Regions from separate parts of the Homo sapiens genome. Here region 1 is linked to region 2. The links are chromatin contacts, found by Hi-C or POLR2A ChIA-PET in ENCODE. All regions are on one chromosome and are shown on one strand. The core of a region is the stretch at or near the end of the contact, and the rest is flanking DNA. Distances in the headings are between cores, read along the strand shown.

Evidence for each region. A loop is a pair of places that touch in the nucleus more often than their neighbours do. ChIA-PET counts read pairs that join two places held with the same protein, here RNA polymerase II (POLR2A). Pooled maps may share reads with other maps.
Region 1: a loop to region 2 is called in a pooled map, with 4 times the contacts of the local background. The contact joins the enhancer-like site here to the promoter of COQ10B in region 2. A Hi-C loop is called at or near these places in 6 of 50 pooled maps. POLR2A ChIA-PET finds 5 or more read pairs at or near these places in 2 of 52 experiments (HEK293 and T-cell).

Annotation. Positions count from the first base shown.
Region 1 is chr2:197,836,534-197,843,983 of GRCh38, reverse strand. All of the region lies in intron 1 of PLCL1 (phospholipase C like 1 (inactive)), which reads right to left. Among named protein-coding and RNA genes, the nearest start is that of PLCL1, 36 kb to the right of the region's middle. Within about 2 kb of position 5,788, at least 5 of the 41 ENCODE cell types and tissues checked have a DNase peak (open chromatin) inside an H3K27ac peak, as active enhancers do.
Region 2 is chr2:197,449,902-197,457,074 of GRCh38, reverse strand. It overlaps COQ10B (coenzyme Q10B), which reads right to left and starts at 3,523. Exons shown (of 5, transcript NM_025147.5): 1 at 3,411-3,523. The coding sequence starts at 3,514. RefSeq lists enhancers at 3,001-3,050, 3,251-3,300, 3,321-3,800, 3,245-3,861, 3,921-3,990 and 1 more.

The DNA of each region.
Region 1 (7,450 bases), core at 4,539-7,038, 380 kb before region 2:
AATAGCACAACCAATACATGTTCCCTCAAAATGAGTAAAATAATTATTAAATATGGTGCCGCACTGCCTGGTAAAAAGATGAAAAACCTGATTCAGAAATCCATGATTAATGTTAGCATTATCTGTGAAACTAGACAAGTCAAAAATGTTCCTTGGTTCTGTTTCAACTATTTGCAATAAGAGTAAGTTTCTATATTCTTCACCAGACCTACTAAAATTGTTCCTTCCCCTTTCAGATCTAGGGAATCTTTCAATTTGGAAGTATGTAAAGTTTTGGGAAGGACAACCAAATGGAAGCAGAGTAGTAGCAGAGCCTGGGATGGATACTTCCTCCATTATCCATCTTGACCTTTAAGTCAAAAGTGAGTTCAGGATACTCCATTTGTGTTCATGCCAACTGTTTGAGATTTTCCTTGTGGATTCTCATCATGCTTCCATTGTGATCAACAAAATTGGATAATTAAGAATTATTTCTACCTTGGAAGAGCTAACAATATAGAAGGAAGAAGAACACATGTACTCATACCCAATAATACCTGTCCTCACACAGGGAATATCTAAAGTGATATGGTAATCTATAAAGAGAAGATATGTGGAATAAAAATATAAGTTTTCTTTTAATTAGTGATTAATCTGAACCTTGAGGGATGTATAGAATCACACATGAAGAATGTAAAGCAGGAGGGGAAAATATGTGGCAAACGCTGGGCAATGCCCCACTAATGCATGGTCCTTCCATCTTCCATACCCATGATGGTCATTACTAGTCGATCATTGCAATCTCTTGCTGACCTGGTTTTGAGCATCAGAATCCTTCTCAACATAGACCTACTCATTGCCACAATGAGCAGAACAGTCATATAAGATGAAATCTATTTGCCATCCCTGGTGTAAGATAAAACACACAGATGAATAAAGAAATATGAGAAAAGTAAACAGTACAGTTTGGCAGGAGAGGCTATAAAGGAGTAACAGAATACAAATATGAAAATTTACATTAAAGCCAGGTCATGGAGTGCTAGAGTGACCTGAATGCATTAACAAATTTGGATTCTTTCCTATTCCTTACTGCCTAGCAAATGAGGCTCAGTGTTAAATATCACTCTGTGCATGTATGTGAAATGAAAAGGTTCTACCTTATAACTTTCTCCATCAAGGGAGAGAAATACAGTTGAGACAGTATACGACAGAGGTTGACAAGGCAGATGTGGCATAAGGACAAGAGATAAGAACAATTTTAGGTGCTGGTAATAGCCTTGTTGATAGAGTTGATTGTGGATCTGAGAAAGGAATCAAGGGAGCTAATGGGTTAGAATATGGGTGTTGAGAAATCAGAAACCACAAAAAAGGTTAAGTACAGGTTCAGTAAGAGTGAGTGAAGAGAAAACAGAATTATGATGAACAGACAAATGAGATAAGAGAGATTCAAAGTTCTCAATTTTGAAGCTGGAACATTAGTTCCCAGAGATTATATGACCCTTTGAGAGACAGTGTTTAGAGGTGCTGATGGGGGATGGCAATTTTGAGGAATAAGATCGTGAATAAGAATAATAAAACTAAAGAGTGTGAGAGAGTCCTGGAGGTCAGTGGAAAACATTAATGTGGATGAGAAAAGTCAGAATGTCAGCTGTCCACCAGCCTCCAGAGAAGAGTAGGGTTCCCAGAGATGGCACTGGAACAAGAGTTTAAAGCTTTAGAAGGAGGCATCAAGGAGAAGTGTGCTCAACCTTTCTCCTCAAAACTGGAATGAGGGGTAGGAGAATAAACAACACTATTGAAAGATCATGTAAGGGGCAGGTAGGCTATGGTTATAGGGAAAGATAGGAGGAATGATAAAGAAAAAGGCAAGAATGTAGGGGAGTTTTGACACAAAATTTAACAGGCATTCCTAATGGGCAATCTTAGATCCTATGAGGCCAAACAAATCTGGACTTACTGAAGGCTTCATTTTTTCCCCCAGCTATTTTTTAAAACATAGGCTAAAACCTTCTGAGCAGTTTTTACCTAGAACAAGAATAGAGAAGGGAAGATCTTCCCTACATGTCTTCAATAAAACTAAGCTAATACATATAGCAATAGACCACTTAATTTCCAATCAATTGCAAGGGTCTCAGTTCTTAAAGGCATCACATCATTTCTGCTTCATTTTTCTTTCTTCAAATCCGCAAGTATTTACAGAACATCAGAAGTTACCTTGACATTTCTTACAAAACTAAACATGTCCTTACCATTTGATTCAGCAATTATACTTCTTGATATTTACCCAAATGAGTTAAAAACTACATTCACACAGAAGCCTACACACAAATGTTTATAGCAGTTTCATGCATAATTGCCAAAACTCAGAAGTAACCAAGATGTCCTTCAATAAGTGAATAAACAAACAAACTGTGGTACATCCATACAATGGAATATTATTCAGTGTCAAAAAGAAATGAGCTATCAAGCCACAAAAAGACATGGAGGAACTTTAAATGCACATTGCTAAGTGAAAGAAGCCAGTATGAAAACACTATACATAGTTGAGTCCAACTATATGACATTCTGAAAAAGGCAAAACTATGGAAACAGTGAAAAGACTAGTGGTTGTCAGGGGTTTGGAAGAGGGTGACAGGCAAAGCACAGGAGATTTTCAGGACGGTGCCACTACTCTGTATGGTGCTATAATGATAGATACATATTATTATACACTTGTCAAAACCCACAGAATGGACAACACAAAGGGTGAACCCTGATTTAAACTATGAATCTCTACCTATGGGTTCATGAAGAAAAAAAATAAAAAATAACTATGGGTCTCAATATATTGATATTGGCTTATCAAAGTAACAAATGTATCACACTAATGCAAGACATTAATTATAGGGGAAACTGCGGTGGGTTGGATATGAGGAGTATATGGGAATTCTCTGTACTTTCTGCTCAAATTTTCTGTAAATCTAAAACTTCTCTAAAAAGTAAAGTTTATGAACTTAAAAAAAAGTTAGCCCTGAAGTGTTGAAGAAATTTAACTACTTTCCAGGACTTTATTTCTGACTTACACCAAATTTTGAAATGTACTTCTATAGTCATAGGTAGCAGCTTTTTCCATGATCTTCCACTAGAAGATTAGTTGCATTCTGTTGTTTACTCACATGGCAAAGAAGTAGGCCATCTCCCTCAACTGATAAAACCAAACAAAGGGGACTATAAAGGAAGCTAGGGTGCTATGGTCCATTCGGCTTCCACGTATGAGGATCATTGGGCCACACATCAGCTTAAGAGTTGCACCCAGATCATGGCATCTGCCCTGCCCTTCCTTACTATGCATTCATTTTAGGAGCATTTATTCCTCCTATTTCTAAAGAAGATTATGCTGAGAGTAGGATTTGCCCTTTCATCAGGACTTATTTGAAATAAAATGGACCAGTTTGAGTCGTGCCAAAATGCCTTACCCACCCTCAGTCTCCCCACAACACACAAAGCGAAGTAGCTTGAAAGGGTGAGCTTCTGATGATGAAATGGAGAAGTTAGTGAACAAGCCTACATAAAAATTCAGGTTTGAAAACACATTTTTTCTCACGTATGTTTTATGTAGGCAGATTTCTAAAACTGACAATATTAAAATTATTTTCTCACCGAGAGGCATGCTATCTGCATTTTAATCAACCGATGAAGTTTTACAAAATCTCTAATGATGAAGTGCCTTCCTGACCAGACAGGGGAAAAGTAAATTGGGTGCAAAAGAGCTTCCATAGAAGGTGAAACAAACTCTTTTTAATTCATCTCAAAGCTTCAAGCTCTGTTTCAGAAATGCTGCCAAGTTTCAGGGTGAAATAAGGAAATTTCCCTTTCCCTCTAGCCAACTATTTCATTTACCCTTCTTAAGATACACTCTTTCCTTAGAAACATAGAATCTTTTATATTTAGAGATGACCTTGCACTTCCTACTATAATACTTGGTAGACAAGAGAATAGTCTTCCACTGCCAGGTTTTAAACAGTTCTTGTAGAGAAGAAAAATAAATTGAGCCAGAGTTACTGCTTACATTTATTTTCCTAGAATTCATCTCTAATGGGTATTTCTAGCTCACTCTCCAAAGATTAAAACCACAAAAGAAATGAAAAGGAAGCTTTAGAACATACTAATGCAGTTTTTAAAAAAGTAATAATAATATATGTGGGTTTGGCTAATGGGAAGCAAAAAATAAAAATCATATATGGATAATTTTGCTGAATAGTCTAATGGTCTTAAAGACTCTCTGGAGATATGAAATATGAAACCTGTTTCTTCTAACAACATTTTACTTGATCATGGACTGCATTCTTGAATTGAATATTAAGGTGGCTTGTTAGAATTATTATTTAGAAGAGGGGTCCCCAATCCCATGGCTACGGACCGGTGTCAGTCTGTGGCCCATCAGAAACTGCACGGCACAGCAGAAGGTGAGCTGCAGGTGAGCAACTGAGCATTAACAACTGAGCTCCACCTCCTGTCAGACCAGTGGCAGCATTAGATTCTCACAGGAGCTCGAATCTTATTGTGAACTGCACATGTGAGGGACCTAGGTTGCATGCCCCTTATGAGAAAATAACTAACGCCTGATGATCTGAAGTGGAAATTTCATCCTGAAACAATCCCCCCTTCCCTTGGAAAAATAGTCTTCCATGCAACCAGTCCCTGATGCTGAAAAGGTTGGGGACTGCTGATTTAGAGCATACATTTGTTTGACATAAACTGATTCCAGACTATTTCTAAAGGTTGTTTTCAAAGATTTTTGTAAAGGTACCCTGTTCAGATTTGACAGGGAGATATCAAATAGCAAAATCTTGTGTTAGTGAAATGTTTTTCTTTTTAAATATTTAGGGTAGTGTTGAGAATAACTGCTTTTCAAAAATAGATGTAAGAAGAAATAATGTGGTATTAAATTCTTCTTTTGTAAAAGTTGACAACGGCATGAAAGATTCAAAAACTGAACAGAGCAGATATATAAGGCAATACTTTTCCATTGAATAGTATTCAACATAAATGCATATGCACCAAAACAGTGTAAAAATTTCACAATTTTACTCATTGTCATATTTCTAAGATAAAGCAGGTTCCTAACAGAATTCTTAACAGTGATCTCTTTAGATAAATCAGAGAGAAAATTACAACTGAACCACTGATTCTACTGTGGGTCAGGATGGTGACCAGCTCTGGCTCATGGGCTTGACACATCCAGGCAGAACTAAGTCAGTTTTTCTGCAAATTCCCATCTCTTCCCCTGTGAAACGGGAAGTGTATCGAGGAGCTCCATTGCCACTCACCCTCTTAAAGTCAAATTTCAATCCTTTGTGATATATGTGTTTATATTTCCTTTGATTAGTGTCTCCAGAATGGTATAGAAATACCTAGCATACATGGAAAGCTATTAAAACTTTTTCAATTCATGATTTTTTTTCTAAAAGAAACTGAAAGCATACCGCATGTTATGTTCTTTGTGATCCAGTACTTTTCAAGTTAAAACATCATTCATTTCCTGAAAAATCCCAGCCTTAGTCTTCTCCAACACTAAAACTGAGGAAATCATAGCTGTCTAAATTTTTCTGCCACTACAGAGTAAAACTGAGATATTACTAAGAAAAGCATTTAGAACTCTTATGATTCATTAGTTGGTTAAGTGTTTTTCTTTGGAGAAGCTAAATGCTCTTCGAAAGCAGAATTACATGGGCCCTCCCATCTAAGTGAGGAAAGCATAAGGCAGTTTATAACACTCGACCTCTTGACATAGCCAAAGGGAAACTGAAACTCTAAAAGATGATTAGCTAGCATCACTAGAAATAACAGAACTCAAACAAACTGAGCTCCCAGGCGAGAGCTTCCTGAGAAACATGCCGCTCCCTTCAAGCCGAGAGCAAATGCTAGATATTTTCATCTTTAGCTTAACCTATCAATTTCAGCTGCTGAGGAAAGAAACTTTATACACCACATACAAATTTTAGAATGTAAAAATTATTAAACACACAGCTGAATTCAATATAGGAATGACTATTTGTTCTTTGAAAAAAAAATCACAGTTTATAGCAATCTTTGAAAAATGTAATTGGAAAAAAGGAGCCCCCAATTTCAAACAAATGCTGCTGTTTCGCTTCCCTGGTGATGCTAAATTGCATAATATTCTAACTGGATGCATATCTTCTTCTACTTTCAATATGCACCAAATGATTCCTATGATAATTAAGGATTAACATAGCTTTTGTAATAAAATCCCAAAATTTTTCCAGAAACCTAATTTTAGTTAACAATTTTACACACTAACTTTGTGCACTGAAACCAATCCACTCACTTAGTTGATTCAGTGGGTCACCCGCCAGTCATAACTAGATGCCTTTCTACAGGCCTGGCCCAATCCCGGCTCTCCATCCTTCATCCTTCAGTTCCCATCCTTAGCTTAGCCAAGTTGGATTTTTGATATCTATCTTCTCTGGAGAAAGTGGTGAAGATATATGACCTGAAGTCAGCTGATCTTGAGGCGCAATTCTAACATACTCCTGATGTCCTTCTTCCTTTAAGAAGCCACTGATTTCAAGAAAACGGCTAAGCAGACAGAGACCACAGAAAGAGGTAGCAACTGAAAACTATTGTCAAACTTGATTATTTTGTAGAATATTTAAAATATACTTACTATTTAGGGAGCAAAGTTTACAAATTGTACCAACATCTGCTTTTATCATTAATGCATATAAAACCCTTTATGTTGGATAGCATGCCAGTCTTTTGTCCTGAGATCCAGAGTCTCATTTAAATTAGGATATCCCATCTTCACCTCAAAGCCTAACTCGTCATTAGTCTCACAAACCCCATGACTCTGACCTTCTGAACCGCAACCTTAAACTTTAATGCACAAGTGGCCTCCCTTTCCAAGGAGACTCTAAATTCTTTCAGGGAAGAAATCATGATTTAGATTTTTTTTAATCTCTCACAAAAACTGATACTTAATACTTGACAGAATCTGCTCAATAAAGCCAGGCACAGTGGCTCATACCTATAATCCCAGCACTTTGGGAGGCCAAGGCAGGAGGATCACTTGAGTTTAGGAGTTCAACACCAGCCCGGGCAACACAGCAAGACTTCCATCTCAACAAAAACAACTTTAAAAAAATAAGCTATCTGTGGTAGACTGTGCCTGTAGGAGGATCCCTTAAGCTTAGGCAGTCCAGGCAACAGTGAGCCATGATCATGTCACTGCACTCCAGCCTGAGCAACAGAGAACCCATCTCTAAAAAAAGAGAAATTGCCCAGTAAATATTTTTCAATCAATACATTGGAAATAGTAAAATATGTAACTTAACAATATAGGAATTTCATTAATTTGCATAACTTGATTATTTGGGTAGTTTAAATACTCTTTGACTCCTGGAATACAGAAGACCTGTTTTAACAGAGCTAACAAAAATTTAGCAAGCTTAAGTTAAATCTCCTTTTATTT
Region 2 (7,173 bases), core at 2,274-4,773:
GCTCCTTATGAGAATCTAACTAATGCCTGATGATCTGAGGTGCAACAGTTTCATCCTGAAGCCATCCCCCACCCCACCACCCCCATTTGTAGAGAAACTGTCTTCCACAAAACTGTTCTCTGGTGCCAAAAAGGTTGGGAAATCGCGGGTACAGACCATTAGAAATGTATTCCTCCTATCTAGCATTAATTTTGTATCCTTCAACAAATCTCTCCCTATCCCTTCCTTTCTCCCAGCTTTCCCAATCTTTAGTATCCTCTGTTCTAAGATCAATTTTTTTTTAATTTATTTTTTACTTATTTATTTTTTTGAGATGGAGTCTTGCTCTATCACCCAGGCTCGAGTGCAGTGGTGTGATCTAGGCTCACTGCAAGCTCTGCCTCCCGGGTTCACGCCATTCTCCTGCCTCAGCCTCCCGAGTAGCTGGGACTACAGGTGCCCGCCACCACGCCCTGCTAATTTTTTTGTATTTTTAGTTGAGATGGGGTTTCACTGTGTTAGCCAGGATGGTCTCGATCTCCTGACCTTGTGATCCGCCCACCTCAGCCTCCCAAAGTGCTGGGATTACAAGCGTGAGCCACTGCGCCCAGCAAGATCAACTTTTTTTTTTTTGAGATGGAGTCTCGCTCTGCCGCCAGGCTGGAGTGCAGCGGTGCTATCTCGGCTCACTGCAACCTCTGCCTTCCAGTTCAAGCGATTCTCCTGCCTCAGCCTCCCGAGTAGCTGGCACTACAGGCGCCCGCCACCACACCCAGGTAATTTTTGTATTTTTAGTAGAGATGGGGGTTTCACCATGTTGGCCAGGATGGTCTTGATCTCTTGACCTTGTGATCCGCCCACCTTGGCCTCCCAAAGTGCTGGGATTACAGGCATAAGCCACCGTGCCTGGCCAAGATCAACTTTTTTTAGCTTCCACATATGAGAGAGGACTCGTCATGTGTAACTTTCTGTTCCTGGCTTATTTCATTTAACATAATGCCCTCCAAGTCCATCCACGTTGCTGCAAATGACAGAATTTCATTCTTTTTTATGGCTGAATAGTATTCCCATCGTGTATTAATATATACACCACATTTTCTTTATCCATTCTTCTGTTTTATTGTTGTTGTTGTGTTTGAGTCAGGGTCTCACTCCATCACCCACGCTGGAGTGCAGTGGTATAGTCATGACACACCGCAGCCTCCACTGCCTGGGCTCAGGTGATTCTCCCACCCCAAGTCCCAATGAGCTGGGACCACAGGCATGCGCCACCAAGCCCTGCCAATTTTTTACTTATTTGTAGAAACAAGGTCTTGCTATGTTGCCCAAGCTGGTCTCAAACTCCTGATTTCAAGTGATCCTCCTGCCTCAGCCTCCCAAAGTGTTGGGATTACAGGTGTGAGTCACTGTGTCCGGCCTTGTTTATTTTTTGAGACAGGGTCTGGTTCTGTTGCCCAGGAATGAGTGCAGTGGCCCAAACAAGGCTCACTGCAGCCTCAACCTCCTGGGTTCAAGTGATCCTCCCATCTCAGCCTCCTGAGCAGCTAGAACCACAAGCTTGCACTAACACATAGCCAGCTAATTTTTCTGTATATGTGTATGTGTATACACACACACACATTTTTTTTTCTTTTTTTTGGTAGAGACAAGGTTTTGCCATGTTGTCCACGCTGGTTTCATGAGCTCAGGCAATCCTCCCGCCTCAGCCTCCCAAAGTGTTGGAATTACAGGCATAAGCCACTGCGCCCAGTACCATTCATCTGTTGTTGGACACCTACGTTGATTCTGTATCTTAACTACTGTGAACAGTGCTGAAACCTTTACTTGAAAAAAGATGAGACCTTTGCTTCTAAAGAGGTGAATTGGGTATCTGGTTGACTTTTTACTATATATAAAGGTTCATGTATTTACTGGGAGGCAATACATGAACCTTTGTACCAGGTTCATGTATTGCCTCCCAGCCTACCCAAAAAAATACCCTTACACAATCTGATTACAAGCCTAAGGAAAACACCAGTGTTTAAAGCAAACTAACAGGACATTTTCTGATCAATCTGCATGCTATAGTTACAGTGGCCTGGACAGCACATCTATTTTCATGCACTGCCAGGAATACTATGTCTTAAACTACGATATGAAGATACACACATTCATATATACAGTTAAACCATGAAATGAATACTGGACAACTGGACCACATGGAGAACAGCTTTTTTGTCACTCGTCTTCCAGTACCACTCTCTCATATACTTAAGTATAATAAAGGTCAGAATCTGATGCTTAACATTGGAAATGAACGCAAACTGCCGCCCTCATTATCATAAACAGTATTTATCTTGGAACTGAAGCCTCAATTTGATCATTAAAGCAACTGTATTTTTCTCAAAAGTAAGTGTTATTTGCAAGACAACATTTTATAAGAGTAATACAAACAGATCTCAAGTATGATGGCGTTATTCTGCTTGAAACTACTTTTTGAGGTTATTTCCTAAAGCAGGAGTAATTTTATGATTTTGTTTGTCTCATCCAACATTTGTCTAAAGGGATTTGGATTTGGTAAGGTTGTTGGTGTTTTTAAAAATTCTTCATTGAATCTTTTTTTAAAAAAATTATTTCCTTGTTTCCAGTAGGGTCGGATCTTCATTTAATCTAAATGTCCTGGGGCTCAACTAGATTTGTGTTTTCTCTCCCCACCTCGTATTTTGTACACCTGAATTCATTTTAAACACACTAACTTTAATTTTCAAGAATATTACAATGTTATTAGTAAAAGGAAACTAAGTCGTACAAGTATGGTATCCGTGTCCCGACCTCCATCTCCACCCCCACCTACCAAAAAATGAACCAACCAGGAAAATCGAAAGCTGACTATGCTTCAAGGTTACAGGACCTGTAAGTTACAGCAGAGTGAAAAAATCCAAGTCCCTTATGCTGGCTGTATTTAGTTTTGTAAACACTAAATGGCGAGGGCAAAGCACTCTTTCAGAAATTGGGAAAACGCATCTGACCATCTGGCAGGTAGAAGGAACCGGAGAAGGGGGCTCACCGCCAAACACAAACTCCCATACAGCCAGCAGCCGGCAACCCTTCTGCGCAAAGTTAAAACTTTCCAACAGCAGTAGCAACAAGCCATAGGGGAGGAGACCGGAAGAGCCCAAAGGCACCAATGGCCAAATTGCTTCCAAAGTCGCTTCGCCGATGATTCACCGCCTCTCACGAGGCAAACGAGCCACGAACACAGCCTTGGGCCCAAGGTGATGCGCGCCGCTCTTGAGTCCCTCAGATGCCAAACGCAAAAAAAAGCCTTCTCCTCTAAAGACACGGAAATGCACCGAGTCCGGCTCTGCCTCACCCCCAAATCCTTCCGGTCCCCCAACTCGGCAGCCAAAATCGAAAACTACTCTCGTCTCAGCGCCCCCGCTGTTGATTACCTGCCATTCCGCACGGGCGCCTGCGCCCCGGCCGCTGTCGCCGACTTCGGACGGCATCCCGAGACTACCCTTCTCAAGGCCGTATGACCAGTCCGAGCTGCCATGATAGACTCTCCGAAGCCGGTCGTCACCTCCCGGACCAGCCCTGCAGCACCGCCCTCCTCTGGTCGGGCCCGGAGCCCGGCTCCGGTCTCTTCCAGCCAATGGACTGGCCGCCTGCGCAGCCTGACACGCCCCTTCTTCCCTTCCGGGTTGCACGTCGCTGACACACGCTGACCGTAAACGTTCCCGTCAGCCTGTCGGCCAATCGGAGCTGCGGGCCCGCCAGGACACACCTCTCTCTCCTGACCGACCAATCGCTTTTCCCGTGCGCTCGCGCAATTTGCGTAATACTCAGTGACTGCTCAGTCCACGCCCCGCGCAGGAGCTGTTCCTGGATTAACCAACTGCCTGGTTCTCCTGGGGTCCGCTTCCGGGAGGCTAGTCAGTGAGCCCCACCCCCCCGGGGGCTGCGGGAAGCCCCAGGGCTTGAGTGTTAATTCTGTAACTGTCCGAACCCGTGAGTGCGGAGCCAGACAGGCCACCACTCCTGGCTGCGAAGCCTGGCTGTCAGCGTCCTGCTTGTTAATGATTGTCTAATACAATGCCTGCCTTGCCTATCTCACGGGGTAATTGTGAGGGCAACATAAGGTCCTGTCATTAGGAAAGACTCAGTTATCCAGCAGCAGTTCCGTCTGCCTTCTTCCTGCGTGTCCCACATTTTAATTGGTGTTCTCGTATGATTTGGGTTTCCCTTATTCCATACTAATCAGACGACTTCGCTTTGATTTACTTGTTTTGGTGATCAGTCATCAAGTCCAGACTTCTTGTTCCCTCAGTTTGTTTTCAGGTCTTTACTTAAGGTTTGTGCACCAATAGTTTTCCTGCAAACTGTAAAGTGAGGATGACAATACTACCTATTTAATATAGTTTGGGTGTAAATGAGATTGTTGATTAAATGTAGTCAGATATTTGTGTGGCACCTACTAGATGCTGGAGAAGTGAGCAAAAGTCTTCACTGTCACAGAGCTTATATCCTAGTGGGGGAAAGAAACCAATTAGTATATAGTGCAATGGCAGCTTGTTATATGTCCCATAGACTAAACAGTACAGCAGGGTAAGGAGATGAAGAGGGAGGAATATGGTAGGGTGCTGTTTTATATAGGGTGGTTAGGAGGGGCTCTAAGAGGATGACACTGAACAAAGGCCTAAAATGAAGTGAGGAAGTGAACTCTGATTACTTGGGAGAAAATGGGCCGGGCGCGGTGGCTCACGCCTGTAATCCCAGCACTTTGGGAGGCCGAGGCGGGCGGATCACGAGGTCAGGAGATCGAGACCATCCTGGCTAACACGGTGAAACCCCGTCTCTACTAAAAATACAAAAAATTAGCCGGGCGAGGTGGCGGGCGCCTGTAGTCCCAGCTACTCAGGAGGCTGAGGCAGGAGAATGGCGTGAACCCCAGGGGGCGGAGCCTGCAGTGAGCCGAGATTGCGCCACTGCACTCCAGCCTGGGCGACAGCGAGACTCCGTCTCAAAAAAAAAAAAAAAAAAAAAAAAAGAAAAAAGAAAAAGAAAATGACTTTCAGGTGTATGGAACAGCAAGTGCAGAGGCCCCAGGCAGGAACAATCTTGGCATGCTTTAGGAAGAGCAAGGAGTTTGGAGCACAGTGAGAGGAGGAAAGTGGTAGGAAATAAGGTCAGCGAGGTAGGCAGAGCTTAGTGCCACGGAAGCCATAGTATGCTACCAATTTTTTATTGTATTCTAAGCGTGAAGGAAAGCCATTAGAGTTTGAGTGCAGAACAGTTACTTGATCTGATTTACATTTAAAGCAATATTCCAGCTGTTGTGCCTATGATTATTTTCTCCTCTTGCTTGGTTTATTGCAGTCACCCCTTACTAGATACATTGAAATCATCAGCTACAAGGTTTGTCAAACATTTTGCAGTACAACACATGATGTACTTGTAGATTGAGGTGGTTCTGTAGCTGCATGGACAATTCTGTATCAACTACTTTCAAATACACAATCCTTGTATGTCCGGAATTGGTGGGTTCTTGGTCTTGCTGACTTCAAGAATGAAGCCACGGACCCTCACTTGTGAGTGTTACAGTTTTTAAAGATGGTGTGTCCCAAGTTCACTCCTTCTGACTTTCAGACGTGTCTGGAGTTTCTTCCTTCTGGTGGGTTTGTGGTCTCACTGACTTCAGGAGTGAAGCTGCAGACCTTTGCAGCATTACAGCTCTTAAAGGCAGCGCATCTGGAGTTGTTTATCCCTCCCGGTGGGTTTGTGGTCTCCCAGGCTTCAGGAGTGAAGCTGCAGACCTTCGTGGTGACTCTTACAGGTCTTAAAGGTGGCACAGACTCAATGAGTGAGCAGCAGCAAGATTTATTGCAAAGAGCAAAAGAACAAACCTTCCACAACATGCAAGGTGAACCCAGAGAGTTGCTGCTGCTAGCTCAGGCAGCCTGCTTTTATTCCCTTAGCGGACCCCACCCACAGCCTGCTGATTGGTCCATTTTACAGAGAGCTGATTGGTCCGTTTTCACAGGGTTCTGAGTGGTGCGTTTACAAACCTTGAGCTAGACACAGAGTGCTAATTGGTGCATTTACAATCCTTTAGCTAGACACAAAGTGCTGATTGGTGCGTTTACAAACCTTTAGCTAGACAGAAAAGTTCTCCAAGTCCCCACCCATCCCGGAAGTCCAGCCGGCTTCACCTCTCACTGGTACTCCCGGGGTCTCTGCAGCACCTAGCCTAGGCACTCTGGCAGCCCAGAGGGAGCTCGTCCCTGGATCAAGCCCAGAAGGCGCCGGCCGCGCCGAGTGCGGGGCCGGCCGACCCCATGCCCACCCAGAACCCGTGCCAGCCCACGAGCACCACGCGCAGCCCTGGCTCCCACCTGTGCCTCTCCCTCCACACCTCCCGGCGAGCAGAGAGAGCCGGCTCCTGCCTCGGCCAGCCCCAGGGAGGGGCCCTTATAGCGCAGCGGCAGGCTGAAGGGCTCCTGGAGTGTGGCCAGAGCGGACGCTGAGGCGGCGCCAAGAGCAAGCGAGGGCTGCCAGCACGTTGTCACCTCTCACTTGCTCTTCTTTAAATCTTAAATATTTCCAGTATTCCAGTAAGGTCTTCTTTAAAGCACATTTTCAGGCCAGGGACAGTAGCTCATGCCTGAAATCGCAACACTTTGGAATGCTGAGGCAGGAGGGTCGCTTGAGGCCAGGAGTTTGAGACCAGCCTTGGCAACATGGCGAGACCCCATCTCTACAAAAAAAATGTTTTAAATTAGCTGGGCATGGTGGTACACGCCTGTAGTCCCAGCTACTGGGGAGGCTGAGCAAGAGGATCACTTGAGCCCAGAAGTTTGAGATTGCAATGAGCTGTGATCATTCCACTGCATTCCAGCCTGGGTGACAGAGTGAGACCTTGATTCAAACCAAAAAGAAAAGAACATGTTAAATGACACCAAGGGGACACTATCTGCCAACTCCAGAATGCAGGAAATTCTATAAGACAAGTCACCCAGTTTCTTCAGTGAGTAAATATCAAGTAAAAAAGGAAGGGAAGGGGGAGACAGTTGTAGATTTAAAAGATGTAAAAGGCTTTATTTTGATTTTCTTTTGCACAAACTAAATATTAAAAAAAGGTATATGAGACTAAGAAATTTGAAAGCTGGATACTAGATGATTTTAAGAAATTTTTGGCCGGGTGCAGTGGCTCAT